Linked DNA regions of Homo sapiens: region 2 is linked to region 1. A link is an interaction called in ENCODE POLR2A ChIA-PET data of the cell type or tissue named here. Cell type or tissue: HepG2. All regions are shown on one strand. Links, peaks and the distances in the headings refer to the core of each region. The heading gives the core; the rest is flanking DNA.

The links. ChIA-PET counts read pairs that join two places held together with the same protein. Peaks named below come from ENCODE experiments on the same cell type or tissue, not always from the same donor. Only the 100,000 strongest peaks of a DNase experiment are listed, where the experiment ranks them.
Region 2: POLR2A ChIA-PET joins it to region 1 with 6 read pairs; 2 of 35 experiments call an interaction of 5 or more read pairs at or near these places.

What each region holds. Positions count from the first base shown.
Region 1 is chr2:126,374,205-126,382,195 of GRCh38, reverse strand. No RefSeq gene overlaps it. Among named protein-coding and RNA genes, the nearest start is that of LINC01941, 260 kb to the right of the region's middle. In HepG2, for the core only: no CTCF peak of the experiment used is centred there; no DNase peak of the experiment used is centred there.
Region 2 is chr2:126,248,115-126,256,105 of GRCh38, reverse strand. No RefSeq gene overlaps it. Among named protein-coding and RNA genes, the nearest start is that of LINC01941, 130 kb to the right of the region's middle. In HepG2, for the core only: no CTCF peak of the experiment used is centred there; a DNase peak (open chromatin) is centred at 4,275.

The DNA of each region.
Region 1 (7,991 bases), core at 1,829-4,328:
ATTATAATTACATTTAATATATTAAAAATCATATTTCTATTTTATACTACATTAATTATAATTAAACTTAAACTTAATTCAATTTAATTTGTTCATAATCAAAATAACATAAGTTGAATTAAATTTATATTTAAAACTACTTTATTAAGGTATGGTTGGCATACAGTAGGCTATATATATATTTAATGTATATAAGGATGAGTTTGGAGGTAAGTATAAAATTACATTTAAATTTTATTATTATTGTAAACTAGAGGTGACCTGGTTGGTGGATAAATTCTTGCCACCATAATGTCCATGGTCATGGACCATGGAACTGTGGACCATGGAACTATATTAGGTAGAGTGTGCTGGGATGGAGCTAAAGAAGAAAGCATTAAGACAGGGGTCCCTGAGGATGCAGGAACTGATATATGGATCTAAAGATAGGGTTAGAGAGCAGGGAAATTAGAGCAGCAATTATTGTGTCCAGGAAGGAAGATGGCAACTGGTCTGGGGAAATTTTAGAAATGGGGAACACACCCACTGTTAGGCAGTGACTCCCCAGCAGATGTTTGTAGGGACTGAGTGGGCGATTGTCTGTAAAGCTCTTTACATGGATCTGGTAGTAGTAGGAAGGACTCAAATATGCTAAATATTATTAGTAGTATTAAATAGGGAGAGAATGAGAAGCTGGGATTGGAGCCCATGATACTTCTTCCATTGGGTCAGAGAGGGAACTGCCGTTCCTAATGAGAATCTCATCTGTGGAATGCCAGAGGGCCAAAGCTTTTTAGATTCATCTGTGTGCAGAACAAACCAGCCACCCAGGGTGTGAATGAGAGATTAGTGTGTGTTCATGTACAAATTAACAGGCGGGTTCACTCCATTCCAGCTTCAAGCCGACAGCGCCAGCTGTGTGGCAGCCACGTGCATTATAGCTCCAAGCTTTCCACCCACAACAATGCCTCGTCACAACAGCATCAAGAAACTTGGCCGGGTGAATAGGAGTGAATGCCAGACAAAGCCAAACGCAGCCTATCTCCTATTTCTTGATGTTCCTCTTTGTTCATTTGTGGTCTCTGACAAGGTACAGCTGAAAAGAAAGAATTAATCCCTAGCAAATCCTATAAAACAACTGTATGGGAGGCGGACTCATTTACTCAGCTGCAGGTAAGAATGTCACTTGGAGGTAGGAAGCTCCGTGCAAAGTGTCATGCAGCCCTGAAAAGAAAGAGATGCTCCATTGGAGCAGTGGTCTATTATTATTCCCAGTCTTGATTAGGGAGGCAGTTTGGCTGTATAGTTTTGGCAGCATCTTTGCCCAGGGAAAAGAGGTAAACTGAGAGAGAAAGGGTGACATGAAAGAAAAAAAGTGAAGACAGTAATAGTGACACTATGGAAAAGAGCAGAGATACTTGATTGAGGGACTTCATAGGTCAGTGTTCGGCTTAGAAGGAACACACAGGATTAGTAGTACATGTTCCCAAGGAGTGCCTTGTGGGCACTTGAAGTCTGAAAGCAGCTTTTCTTTGATTGTTGAGGACCTTAAGTAATACTAATGTGAAATTAGCAGACTGAAGTTATTCTAGGAAAAAAATCTAACCTGCACAAGGAATCAAATTAAAGAGCCACTTGAGTCTTTTTCTACAGCCTTATAATAGAAGAACTTACAAGGTGGATGGGCAGAGTGTCACCGCTTCACAGTAAAAGTTTTATCCAGGTGAACTCACTAGTATAAGCCAAGAGATAGGGCATCTCTGCCCAAATGTCCTGGCTTGAACCCCTCTACTGCCCTCCCTCCACAAAACCATCCCAATATTTCATCCTCTCTGATAAACATCCTTAATTCCCCACAGGTGGTCAGTTACCCATCAAGCCTACTTCTTTTATTTTATTCACGCCTGTTGCCCTTCATTCAACCAGATGGCCACTCTCCTCTCAGATGATCACTATTTTCCAGCTGGATTGCTGCTGATCTCTTTTCCAAGTTGCACCTCTTCTTCATCCTGATACAGGAGATAGAAAGAAATTATTTAGGCAGACAGTGAGGGTAAAAGAGTCCTTGGCAAGGCTTCCCTTCTAACAAAAAAGCAGCCCAAGAAATTATTTTTTTTTTTAACAAAGAGCTGCCTGAAAAATCAGGCTGCAAACACAGATAAGCAAGCTGGAAGCTTGCACGGGGGAATGCTGGCAGCTGTGCCAATGGAAAAGGGCTACCTGGGGCCAGGCATGTTCAACATGGAGGTTCCATCTTCCCTTTTCTTTGTTACCATGTACAGTAAAGAAACAGGCAACACGGCACTGATAGGTAGAGAACCCATCTACGTAATAAAAGATTAGGGTGGTGGTGGCCAGCCTCTCATGCCCTATGCAAATGCCACACCTAGTCCTAACCAGCTTTTCATGCCTTATGCAAATGGCACACCTGTTCTGACCAATCTTTCATGCCCTATGTGAATCAGACACTGCCTCCTCAAGCTCATTTGTAAAACCTCCTGAATTTCACCATAGAAGCAGAAAACCCAGTTGGGACCCCTCCCTCTGCAGCAGAGAGAGCTTTTCTCTTTCTTTCACCTATTAAACTTCCACTCTGAACCTCAGTGTTTGTGTGTCCGCATCCTAGTTTTCCGTGGCCATGAGACAACAAGTCTTGGGTATTTACCCTAGACAATGATGCTGCTTCGATTCCAGTCTCCCCAGGGTTGCCAGAGTGATCTTGTGAACATTCAGTCCCTTGCTTGTCATCTTCAAGTACATATAAACTTAAATTCCTTGGTACAGTTCACGAGGCTTTTTGTTATCTTGTTTCTGCCAAGAGACATCCTGCGTTTCAGCCCCTCTCCTATTTTCTTCTTTCCACCCTGACCTCACACGTGTTTGCATTTCAAAAGTGCTGAATTGTTTGCAAATTTCTGCACTTTGTCATAAACTGTTCCCTTGCTTGGATTGTTCTTCCTTTGATTTTGTCTCTCATCTTGTATTAGATTTTTGGTCTTCAGAAATCAACACCAACAGCCCTTCACCACTCAATCCCATCTAATGTAGGCAGCTATTTTTACTACAGACCTCACCTCCTTTCTTAAAAATAAAAGGCGGGGGGTTGCTTCAATACTCATGAATCCTACTCGGGAAAAATATTTCCAGATAATGCTTCCCTAGGGAGAAATTAGAAGAAAAAGTGTTAAGTAAAAAAAAAAAAAGGCCAGTTTCTTAAGGAGGGAATAATAAACGGGTTTGTTCATTTTAAAATATAAATGTAAAATTCTAGGTAAAAATTACACAAATATTTATTAACTGCCTGTTGATGGTTATTTCACTGTGTTTCAAGAGTGTGAAAAACCCAAGCTTTAAAGAGTTTATTCAAGTGCAGAGTTTAAGGGGAGTCACTCAGAAAACAGACTACAACGGGAAGCACAAAGAGTGGAGGAGGGTGAAGGAAGATTGCCTTGAAGTTTGAATTCTACTCAATATAAAATGAGGAATTTAAAAAGATGCTTGAATAGTGGAGTATACTTTTTAAATTTTATTATTTTTAAAAATTTCAAACAGTAAAATTTAATTTTTAAAACTGGTTTTTTTTTGTTGTTGAATGATAGGAGTTCTTTATATTGTGAAAATAATTTAGATTAAAGCTATTGAGACTTTAAATTACTTTGAGCCTTAAAGAAAATGTGATTGTGAGACCCAAGTCACACAGCAAGCTGCTGTAACCTTTGCTTATCTGATTATAGATTAACTCATTTCTTGTTTTTTAATTTATTTATTTATTTTGCCCTGTAAAATGCTGTAAAAGACTAACTGGTTCCAGAGATAAGACCCCGCCCCTCTTAATTATTGACCCTTTATTATAGATTAACTTCCTTCCTTTTTCTTGTACACTACCCAGACCAGGTGACAGAAGACCTTTTGATAATCAAATTGCTCAAGATGAAATGATAAATCTACCTTTCCTGAAAAAGGACAAACTGTAATCAATCAAATTGTTTTAACTTATAAACTAGCACTGTATGGAAAATGTTGCAATCTCACAAAGCTTTCCTGCTTCTGCCCATAAGTGAAGCCTCATCTTCTTCATTTCAGAGCACTGACCCCTTCCCTTTGTAGTCTTTTTTCTGAGTGGCTCCCCTTAAACTCTGCACTTGAATAAACTCTTTAAAACTTGGGTTCTTCACACTCTTGAAACACAGTGAAATAAAAATAGAATTCAATATGAAGAAAATAGCTCAAACCATACAATTACATGGGAATTAAGCAACCTGCTTCTGAATGATTTTTGGGTAAATAATGAAACTAAGGCAGAAATCAAGAAGTTCTTTGAAGCTAATGAGAACAAAGATACAATGTACCAGAATCTCTGAGACACAGCTAAGCCATGGTAAGAGGGAAATTTATAGTACTAAATTCTCACATCAAAAAGTCATAAAGATCTCAATTTAACCACCTAACATCACCACTAGAAGAACTAGAGAAGAAAGACCAAACCAACCCCAAAGCTAGCAGAAGACAAGAAATAACCAAAATGAGAGCTGAACTGAAGGAGATTGAGACATAAAAAACCATAAAAATAAAATAAATGAATCCCAGAGTTGGTTGTTTGGAAAAAATAAGATAGACTGCTAGCCAGATTAATAAAAACGAAAAGAGAGAAGATCCAAATAAACACAATTAGAAATGACAAAAGGATCTTACCACTGACCCCACAGAAATACAGATAATCAGAGACTACTACAAACACTTCTATGCAACAAACTAGAAAATCTAGATGAAATGGATAAATTCCTGGACACAAACATTCTGTCAAGTCTGAACCAGGAAGAAATGGGATTCCCAAAAAGAGCAATAATGAGCTCTGAAATTAAATCAGTAATAAATAGCCTATCAACCAAAAAAACCCCAGGACCAGAAAAATTCAGAGCCAAATTCTACTAGATGTACAAAGAAGAGCTGGTACCATTCCTACTACAAGTATTCCACAAAATCGAGGAAGAGGGACTCCTCTCCAACTCATTCTATTAGGCCAGGATAATTCTGACACCAAAACCTGGCAAAGACACAATAAAAATAAAAGAAAACTTCAGGCCAATATCCTTGATGAACATAGATGCAAAAATCCTCAACAAAACACTGGCAAATTGAATCCAGCAGCACATCCAAAAGCTAATCTACGAGGATCAAGTATGCATTATCCCTGGGTGCAAGGTTGATTTAACATACATAAATCAATAAATGCAATCCTTCACATAAACAGAACCTAATACAAAAACCACATGATTATCTCAAGAGATGCAGAAAAGCCTTTCAATAAAATTCAACATCCCTTCATGTTAAAAACTCTCAATAAACTAGGCATTGAAGGCACACACTTCAAAATAGTAAGGGCCATCTATGGCAAACCCACAGCCAACATCATACTGAAAGGGCAAAAGCTGGAAGCATTCCCTTTGAAAACTGGCATAAGACAAAGATGCCTTTTCTCATCACTTCTACTCAACATAGTATTGGAAGTCCTGGCCAGAGCCATCAGGCAACAGAAAAAAACAAAACACATTCAAACTAAAAAAGAGAAGTACCAATCCCTTTTTGCAAATGACATGATTCTATGTCTAGAAAATCCCACAGTCTCGGCCCAAAAGCTCCTTGAGCTGACAGTTTGGTGAAGTTTCAAGGATACAAAATCAGCACACAAAAATAACATTCCTATACACCACCAACAGCCAAGCCAAGAGCTAAATCACGAATGCAATCCCATTCACAATCACAACAAAAAGAATAAAACCCCAAGGAATACAGCTAACCAGGGAGGTGAAAGATCTCTACAATGAGAATTACAAAACACTGCTCAAATAAATCAGAGATAACAGAAACAAATGGAAAAAATATTCCACGCTCATGGATAGGAAGAATCAATATCATTAAAATGGCCATATTGCCCACAGCAATTTACAGATTCAATGCTATTCCTATCAAACTACCAGTAACATTTTTAACAGAACTAGAAAACAATATTTTAAAATTTATATGGAACCAAAAAAGAGCCTGAATAGCCAAGGCAATCCTAAGCAAAAAGAACAAAGCTGGAGGGATCACACTACCTGACTTCAAACTATACTACAGGGCTACAGTAACCAAACCAGCATGGTCCTGGTACAAGAACGGAAGAGACCAGTAGAACAGAATCAAGAGCCCAGAAATAATAATGCACACTTGAAATCATTTTATCTTTGACAAACCTGAAAAAAACAAGCATTTGGAAGGGACTTCCTATTCAATAAATAGTTCTGGGATAACTAGCTAGCCACATGCAGAAGACTGAAGCTGGACCCTTACCTTACACCACATACAAAAATCAACTCAAGATGGATTAACGACTTAAATGCAAAACCTAAAACTGTAAAAACTCTGGAAGATAACCTAGGAAATACCATTCTGAACATAGATACTGGCAAAGATTTCACGACATGCTGAAAGCAATCGCAACAAAAGCAAAGACTGACAAATGGGACCTAATTAGACTAAAGAGCTTCTGCACAGGAAAACAAACTATCAACAGAGTAAACAGACAAAATACAGAATGGAAGAAAATATTTCCAAACTATGATCCTGAAAAAGGTCTAATACCCAAAAACTATAAGAAATGTAAATAAATTTACCAGCAAAAAACAACCCTGTTAAAAAGTGGGCAAAGGACATGAACAGATACTTTTCAGAAAAAGACATACACATGGCCAACAAGTGTATGAAAAGATGCTCAGCTTCCCTAACCACTAAGGAAATGCAAACCAAAACCACAAGGAGATACCAGCTCACACCAGTCACAATGGCTATTAGGTAAAAAATAAAAAAAATAACATGCTGTCGAAGTTGTGGAGAAAGGGTAATGCTTATACACTACTGGTGGGAGTGTAAATTAGTTCAACCATTGTGAAAAACAATGTGGTGATTCCTCAAAGAATTAAAAACAGAATTACCATTTGACCCAGCAATCCCATTATTGGGTATATACCCACAGGAATATAAATCGTTTTACCAGAAAGACACATGTACATGTATGTTCATTGCAGTACTGTTCACAATAGCAAAGACATGGAATCATCCTAAATGTCCATCAATGGTAGACTGAATAAAGAAAATGGGGCTGGGCAAGGTGGCTCATGTCTGTAATCCCAGCACTTTGGGAGGCTGAGGCAGGACGATCATGAGGTCAAGAGATCAAGATCATCCTGGCCAACATGGTGAAACCCCATTTCTAATAAAAACACAAAAATTAGCTGGGCGTGGTGGCGCATGCCTGTAGTCCCAGCTACTTGGGAGGCTGAGGCAGGAGCATTGCTTGAACCCCGGGAGGCAGAAGTTACAGTGAGTCAAGATAAGCACCACTGCACTCTAGCCTGGTGACAGAGCAAGGCTCTGTCTCAAAAAAAAAAAAAAAAAAAAAAAAAAGGGAGGGGGGTACATATACCATGGAATACTACGCAGCCATAAAAAGAATGGTCATGTCCCTTGCAACAACAGAGATGAAGCTGGAGACCATTATTCTTAGCAAACTAATGCAGGAATAGAAAATCAAATACCACATGTTCTCACTTATAAGTGGGAGCTAAATTATGAGAACACATGGACACAAAGAGGGGAACAACAGACACTGGGGCCTACCTGAGGATCAGAAAGGGGGGATCAGAAAAAAATATCTATTGTGTACTATACTTATTACCTGGTGTCAGGGTTACAACTATGCCAAATGTCATGTTGAGGTCTGAAGGGAGTGGGTGGATGAGTAGAAAGAACACTTCGGGGGCTGTAGGCAGGTGAAAGATGATTTTATTTAGCAGCCGCTTTCATTAATAGCTTTCATACACTAGTTCTCTACACTGTTGGCCCTTATTCGGGCTGTCTGCTCTGGATCTGTGTCTCCTGCCGCCCCGACGCCTGCAGCTGCATGGCCGGCTCTCCCTTGGCTTCAGGGTCAGCAGCTTAACTTTCTCTCTCTCAGCATGAGAGAGACCAGCCTG
Region 2 (7,991 bases), core at 2,936-5,435, 130 kb after region 1:
ACTCCCAGGTTCAAGCGACTCTCTTGCCTCAGCCTCCCTTACAGGGGCCCACCACCACGCCTAACTAGTTATTTTTATTTTTATTTTTAGTAGAGACAGGGTTTCGCCATGTTGGCCAGGCTGGTCTTGAACCCCTGACCCCAGGTGATCCTCCTGCCTCAGCCTCCCAAAGTGTTGGGAATACAGGTGTGAGCCACCATGCCTGGCTTGTGTCTGTGTGGTTCTAGGACAATAGGAAGCACATTGGGGAGCAAGCTGACCTAGTGATCAATGTGACTGTGCTGCAAGCTTGGTTTACCTTTGTTTTCCCCCTCCCTTCTTCCCTGATTAATTTTCTAAATTTTATAGGGCTGGTTTCACATAGACATAGATCAATGGAACAGAATAAAGATCCAGATATAAGCCCACAAAAATACACTCAACTGATGTTTGACAAAAGTGCAAAAGCTATTCAATGGAAGAAGGATAGCTTTTTCAATAAATGATACCAAAACAATTACACATCCATAGATTAAAAACGAACCTTGACCTAAATATCATAGCTTATATAAACGTTAACTCCAAATGAATCATGGACTTAGATTAAAAAAATTTAGTGCTATATAACTTATAGATAATACATAGGAGAAAATTTTCAGAATGTGGAGTTAAGCAAAGAGTTCTTAGGTTTGACACTACACAATCCATTCAAGGAAATGTATAATTAGAAACCATCAAATTAAAAACTTGAGCTCACTGCAAACCCCTAATAAGAGGATGCAAAGACAAGGTACAGACTGGAGAAAAATATTTGCAAATGACATATCTAACAAAGGACCTGTATAGAATATAGAATATAAGTCTTAAACTCAACAATAAAAATACAAATATTTCAATTAGAAAATTGGTAAAGGACATGAATAGAAATTTCACTTGAGGATATACAGATGGTAAATAAGCAAATAGAAAGGTGCACAGCATCATTAGACATTAGGAATATGCATATTAAAACCACAGTGAGATATCATGACAAACTTATCAGAATGGCTTTTTTTTTTAAAGTAGTGATAACAGCAATGTGGAGTGCATGTAGAGGGACTGAATCAGTGATATATTGTCGGTGAGGGATATGAAAAGGCACAGTCACTTGGGAAAAGTTTGGCAGTTTCTCATGCAACCGAACATGCAACTACCAAATGGTCCAGCAGTTGTGCTCTTGGTCACTCATCCAATAAAAATTAAACTATTTGTTCACAAAAACCTGTACTCAAATATTCATAGCAACTTAACTTGTAAAAGTCAAAAACTGGAAACAACCCAGTTGTCTTTAAGCCAGTAAGTGGTTAAACAAGCTAGTAAATCCTGACTGTGAAATACTACTCAGCAATGAAAAGCAGTGAACAATGGGTGCGTGCAACAACCTGGATAAGTCTCCGGGGACTTATCATGAGTGAAAAAGTCAATCCCCAAAGCTTACATACTGAATGGTTCTGTTTCTATAAAACTTTTGAATGATGAAATTATAGAAATTGAGAATAGATTAGTAGCTGCCAGTGATTAAGGACGGCAGAAGTGAGGTGCTAGGGGATTCTATCAAAGAGCGATGTGAGGATCCTGGTGATAACAGAATTGTTCTTTATCTTGACTGTAACGATGATGATATCCTAGTTGTGATACTGTAATACAATTTTGCAAGATTCTACTATTGAGGAAAACTGGGTAACAGGTAAATGAGAGGTCTCTGTATTATTTATCATACCTCTATGTTTATCTATATTATCTAAAATGAAATGTTCATTAAAAACAAAAACGGAAGAAGAGTAGATTTTACATGGTCATATCATCAACTTTCACGAATTTCCTGTAGCTGTAAGCAGATTTTTCTAAACTTCTCAGTCCCTCAGTACTCCACCAAGGAGAAGTCAGTGGCTCAGAAATGTTAAAATCACTTGCCCAAGATCACAGAGCTGGTAAATGCCAACGTGGTAATGAGCCCAGTCTGTCTGACATGCAACCTTGCCCTTCACAGGTCAGCCTGGCCTCAGAGCCAGCACAGGTGTGGGGTCCACACTCTTCTGCCAGAGGACTCATCCCCTTGCAGGCAGCAGCCATTTGGTGCATTAGGAAGACAAGCGTGTGACTTTCAGGGTAGATGAACTCATAAAGCATTCAGCATGTCAGGCTGGAGTCTTTGCCTTGTTTGGAAAGTGCAAGATAAATTTCAGCAGGCTACGGTTTGTTTGCAGATGCTGGGAATAATCTAATCTACTATTTCAAATATAATTTAGATTTAAGAGGTGTTTTACTGTTCTGTTTCCAGAGTGCCTGAGGATCCAGCTGAGTGTATTACACATCACATTAGATTAAGGTCAATTAACAACATTGTGAGGGATTGCTCCTCTTCATAATGAGATGGAGCTGCAAATTTGTGATTAAAATCCTGTATGTTAGCACCAAGGAATGGAGAGATTCTAGACAAGCTCCAATTATGATTAAGGCTACGACATGGGCCCAGTGGGTCATGGTATGTCATAACTCCCTGAACTTTCTAAGCAGCATTATTGAACAGCTTCGCATTTGGAATCAAATGGGTAGAGGTGACTGTTGTGCTGAGTGGCACATGTTTGGATTTTCGATTTAAATATGTTGAAAGCACCAGAGCCCAGGTGGAAGAAAGGGTTTTTCCCTCAGTTCTAGCAACAGCACACATGTGCTACCCTCAGAGTGAGACAGGAGGTGACCCCAGTGGTGCGTCTGAGAGTAGGGTGACAGAGGACAAGGGAGCAGGGAGGTTCTGTCATCAAGGAGAACAAGTGTGGAAATTGACACTGGGCAGAACTGGACATGAGTGCCAACTCTGTCCTCTATAATTTGTGCAAATTTAGGCAAATCACTTAACTGCCTGAACTCTTTTTTTCAGCTGTACAGTGGAAATGGGGCTTTGTTACTTTTAAGATGCAGATGAAGTGAGGCTCAATATATAAAACAGCTTGTACATGGGGAGGGGCTTAAAAGTGGCAGATATAATAAAATCAAAGCTTTCCAAATGATTTCAGCATTAAAAGGAACAGCAATTGTCAACTAATCTACCTGTCCCTCCCATCTACTCAGGAGGACAGTGGGGGTGATTTTTATCGTCAAGTGGCTGTTATTTATCATTGTCTTCTTCGAAAATTATCTAAAATTCATTTCTTTAGAAAATATTGATTAAATACAGATTATTGTATAGTGGACAACAGTTGCTAATTTCAAGGTCTGAGAGTTAATCAAATTGCATATGACATAAGATTGAAACATTCCCATGATGTCTACATGAGCATCTGGATATCCTAATTTACTCATTAGTTGTCTGTAAGCAAGGGTACCACAGAAAGCTCCTTGAGCTCTTTGAGCTTCAATTTCCCTGTTGACAAAGTGGGAAGAGTGATTCCTACATCTCAGAGCCATGAAGTTCGCAAGAGATGAGGTATTTGATATATCTGTATTAGAAGCCCAGTCAGCCGAGTAGTCCTTAAAAAACTGGAGTGATGAAGGGAGACCTACTGACATCAGCAAGTTCATGGTTGCCTTTGAGCATCAGTAGGAAATTGATTTGTATGCCTGGACTTAGTCTCATAAAATGTCACATGTGCTGTCTTCTCCTAGAACACACTCCATACATGCTTCCTAGAGATTTAGGTTAGTGCTGGCTCCAGTTATGGTCTGTGTTTATTTAACTGTTCATTTAATTTCATAGTTCCTAACTAAGAGGAAGTTCCTAACTATTGGAAGAGTCATGTGTGTGTCCCAGAAGCTGCTTGTTTTTGCTGGGTGGTGTGCTGTTGCTGGTTTGTACTGGGTCAGGAGAGCTGTATTTTAAGTTATTGTGACTTCTGAAAGCCATTAAAAAACAAACAAACAAAATGGTGGCTTGATATTTATTGGCCATGTTACCGTATTCCCAAGTACATTGACACCATGGAAATCTGCAGAAGCTACCAATCGGGGCTCCCTGCTCTACTACCTGTCCTGGCCAAGAGCCAGCTGTGAAGCCTCTATCTGTGTCAGCTTAGCCACGCTTTCTAACTTCCACACATGCATCCATATCCAGGTGAGATGAACATCCATTTCCATTTTGATTCTCACTGGTGCATGCAGGGTTAAGAGTTGCTTTGCTCCCCGCTGAGACTCAAGAGCTATAAACACCAGGTGAGGCACACTCTGAGGCCCAAGCACAGCCTTTAGGGAGATGAGGAGGGGAAGGGACTGGTAGGCCTGCTGTTTGCTTTGAGGAAAACAAAAGGACAATGGAAGATGTGTCTTTCAAAAAGTAAACTTGACACTTTGGGAGGGCAAGGCCAACAGTTCACGAGGTCAGGAGTTCAAGGCCAGCCTGAACCAACATAGTGAAACCCCGTCTCTACTAAAAATACAAAAAAATTAGCTGGGTGTGGAGGTGCGTGCCTGTAATACCAGCTACTCAGGAAGCAGAGGCTGGAGAATCGCTTGAACACTGGAGGCGGACGTTGCAGTGAGCCAAGATCGTGCCACTGCACTCCAGCCTGGGTCACAGAGCAAGACTCCATCTCAAAAAAACAAAAACAAAAACAAAACAAAAGTAAACTTGAGACATCTAAAAAGAACTCCATCCAGCGTTCCTGAGGGCATCCCTCCAGTCTCACTTTTCTTCTGGGTTACAAACGTCCTTGCTTCCTACCTCCAACTCGACTCTGCACCTAGTGGTTCCTTCCCTTTCCAGATTTTTAATGACCAGAACCCTGCAGTGCCCTTCCTCTTACACATAGCCTTGGTCAGTCCAACCTTCCTCCCAGCCATTCAGCTGTGGGCCAGTGCTGCTGCAGCCCTGGGGTCCAAACCCCAGCTCCTGCTGCTGCCTGGGGCCCAGCTCCATCATCACTGATGACTGTTGTGGGTGGGGTGGGTGGAGGTCATAGTGGGCAGCACAGATACTATGCAGACCCGGTGGTGAAAGCCACCTTCCCATCCTCCCTACAGTTGTCAGTGAACAATGGCTAGGGAGCGGTCAACAGAACACTAATGTGAGCTTTGGGAAGTAGGGAGGAGTCAGGGCATGGAGGATCACTTGATACCATTTAAAAGACTGCAGATTTTGTCTGGAAAACAAAGAAGAACCAGTCAAAGTTTTCTGAGGGGCTAGATTTGTGTTTTGGAAATATCCTTCTGAGTTTATAACAGGATTGCTTTGATGCAAGCACAGTGAATAGGCTGTATCCAGATGCTATGGGAGGTAAATGTTGATGGTAGCAACAAAAGAAACAGAAAATGAGGGTCAGGAGTTACAACCTACATCCATGAAGATGAAGAAGAGGAGCTGATTTTTTTTTTTTTTTTTTTTTGGTGGGACTACCAAAGTCATTCTTTGAATTTAAGTTGATTTTCCAAGTACCAAAAGCCTTGTTGCAAAATAGTTGATTATCCATCTATAAATAAAATGGACTTTGATTTCTCTTAATCACTGCAGTGTTTTACCTTCTGCTTAATTACAGAAGATCAGGTGCACTCTCTTTCCCTCCAAGCCACTGTTACAAAAGTGAAAGGCACACGCAATCCAGAGTTGAAAACTTATGAACAATAAGAAGCTTTACATACATAGTACATCTTTAGTAGGAGCTGGTATCCAGTTAATTATCTTATTAATTTCCATGTTACCCTTATGAGACAGGGACAAAGTAGGTATCATTACCTTCATTTCACAGATGAAAAAACTAAGGCTAAGGCAGGCAGGCTAAATAATTTCTACTTTCTCAGCGTTTCTGAAATGGATGCAGTGGTTCTTTCCCAGGGAAACCCAAGGGAAAGGGAAATGTAATTGACTCAGCCTTAGAGCAATCACTTAGAAAAACCACAAACTAGGCCGGGCGCGGTGGCTCACGCCTGTAATCCCAGCACTTTGGGAGGCCGAGGCGGGTGGATCATGAGGTCAGGAGATCGAGACCATCCTGGCTAACAAGGTGAAACCCCATCTCTACTAAAAATACAAAAAATTAGCTGGGCGAGGTGGCGGGCGCCTGTAGTCCCAGCTACTCGGGAGGCTGAGGCAGGAGAATGGCGTGAACCCGGGAAGCGGAGCTTGCAGTGAGCCGAGATTGCGCCACTGCAGTCCGCAGTCCGGCCTGGGCGACAGAGCGAGACTCCGTCTCAAAAAAAAAAAAAAAAAAAGAAAAACCACAAACTAAAATAAATGAAAAAGATAAACAGTGTCACATGTTCTAATTAATCCCATAGCTAGTTTAGAAAGAGCCTTGTGGACTGCAGAAGCAGGCTTTCTGGCTAACCTCTCTCTACCTGTGCAGCAAAAGTCACTATGACATCAGCCACCAGGCAATGGAGGATGCGGACCTGCTGAGTCCATGGAAGGCCCCTATGCTGGAGGCATTTGTTTGTATTCATGAGCAATCATATATATGTATCATATATAATTATAGAATAAATGTAAGTCTGTATGTGTGAACATACACATGCATATAGTTTTATGTAACTATAAACACTATGCATGGTATAATGATATTTTATGTAACAAATATGACTTCATGTGACTACATTAACATGATCGTATCATATATGAAGATGGGAAATAGACAGCTTTAATCTTTTCCCCATACTTTACACCAGCCTCCTCATTCAATTCTCCTTTTTTTCTCCACTAAAAGACCACTCCCTTGTTAGTAAACCCAAATTCATAGCCTCCATATAACCAAATTTATATATTTGTCTGTATTTTTCTCTGTACTCATATTATCTTTTGTAGGTACACATATATAGAAATGTTTTTTCTGCTCAATATTATTGTTTATTCCACAAAAGACATCTTATACAGACTGAAAACAAATTTTGTTGAAATCTTCCAATTCCATTGGCATAACTCCAATTCATTTGTTGATTTTTTTTTAGCATTCCCTGCTATGGATATACAATAGTTTATTCCAGACATTCCCTACGGATGGGCAGTCCCTTTGTGAACTCTTTTTAATTCTATAGGACAGCTCCTAGAGTTGTATTTGCTGCATCAAAGAGAATATATGTTTCTAATTTTAGAGTCTTATAAACTGTTTTTAAAACATTGTCAGATTACTCCAGCAATGTGAGGGTGCCCTATCCTCACATATCTGCCATCAGTAATTTTTCCTTTTGTTGAAAAAAGTTGGCAGATTCATAAATGTAAAGAAATAGTCATTGATGCATTAATTTGCACTTCACTCATAACTGTTACATCTGAGAATGTTTTCACATATCTGCTGGCCATTTGGATTTGCTCCTGTGTAAATGGTCTCTTCTAATCCTTTGCCCATTTTTCCCACTTACCTTGTTTGTTCTCTTTTTGCAAATGTGTAAAAGATATTTGTCTATTATTAATAATTGACATCTGTCCTCATTGAAAATACTTCTCCAAGTATTTTTGTTATGTTTTGTGCTTATGGCATATAAGAGATGCATCTGGCATCTCTCATTATATATAATTTAATTTTTCAAGTCAATTCAGGTAGGTTCATATCTATTTTGCCTTGAGAATGTCCATCGAGGTTCCAGGATTTCCTTTTTTTTTTTTTACATTTAAGACTTTAATCCATTTGGAATTTATATTTTGCCATGATGTATGAAGGGGGTCCAGTTTTATATTCTTCCAGATGGATAACCAGCTGTGACTGTACCATTTATTAAACAATCCATTCCTTACCACTGAATTAAAATGCCATCATTGCCATTTATCACATTCTCACAACCAATGTGGTCTTTTACTTTATTCCCTCTTCTAGTCCATCAATGTGTCTATGTATTCCTAGACCAAACCACAGCCATATAATTTCAGTAGCTCTGTAGTACTGATTTGTTATACCAGCAATTCAAAATTCAAACGACATTTCAAAATGCCCTCACTGATTCTCCAGGATTTATACTTTCATGAAATCTTTCCAGCACTTTTATTCAATCCCTGCATATGTTACTGACATTCTAATTGGAACTTTATCGCATTTATGTTTTTTTTGGAAGCT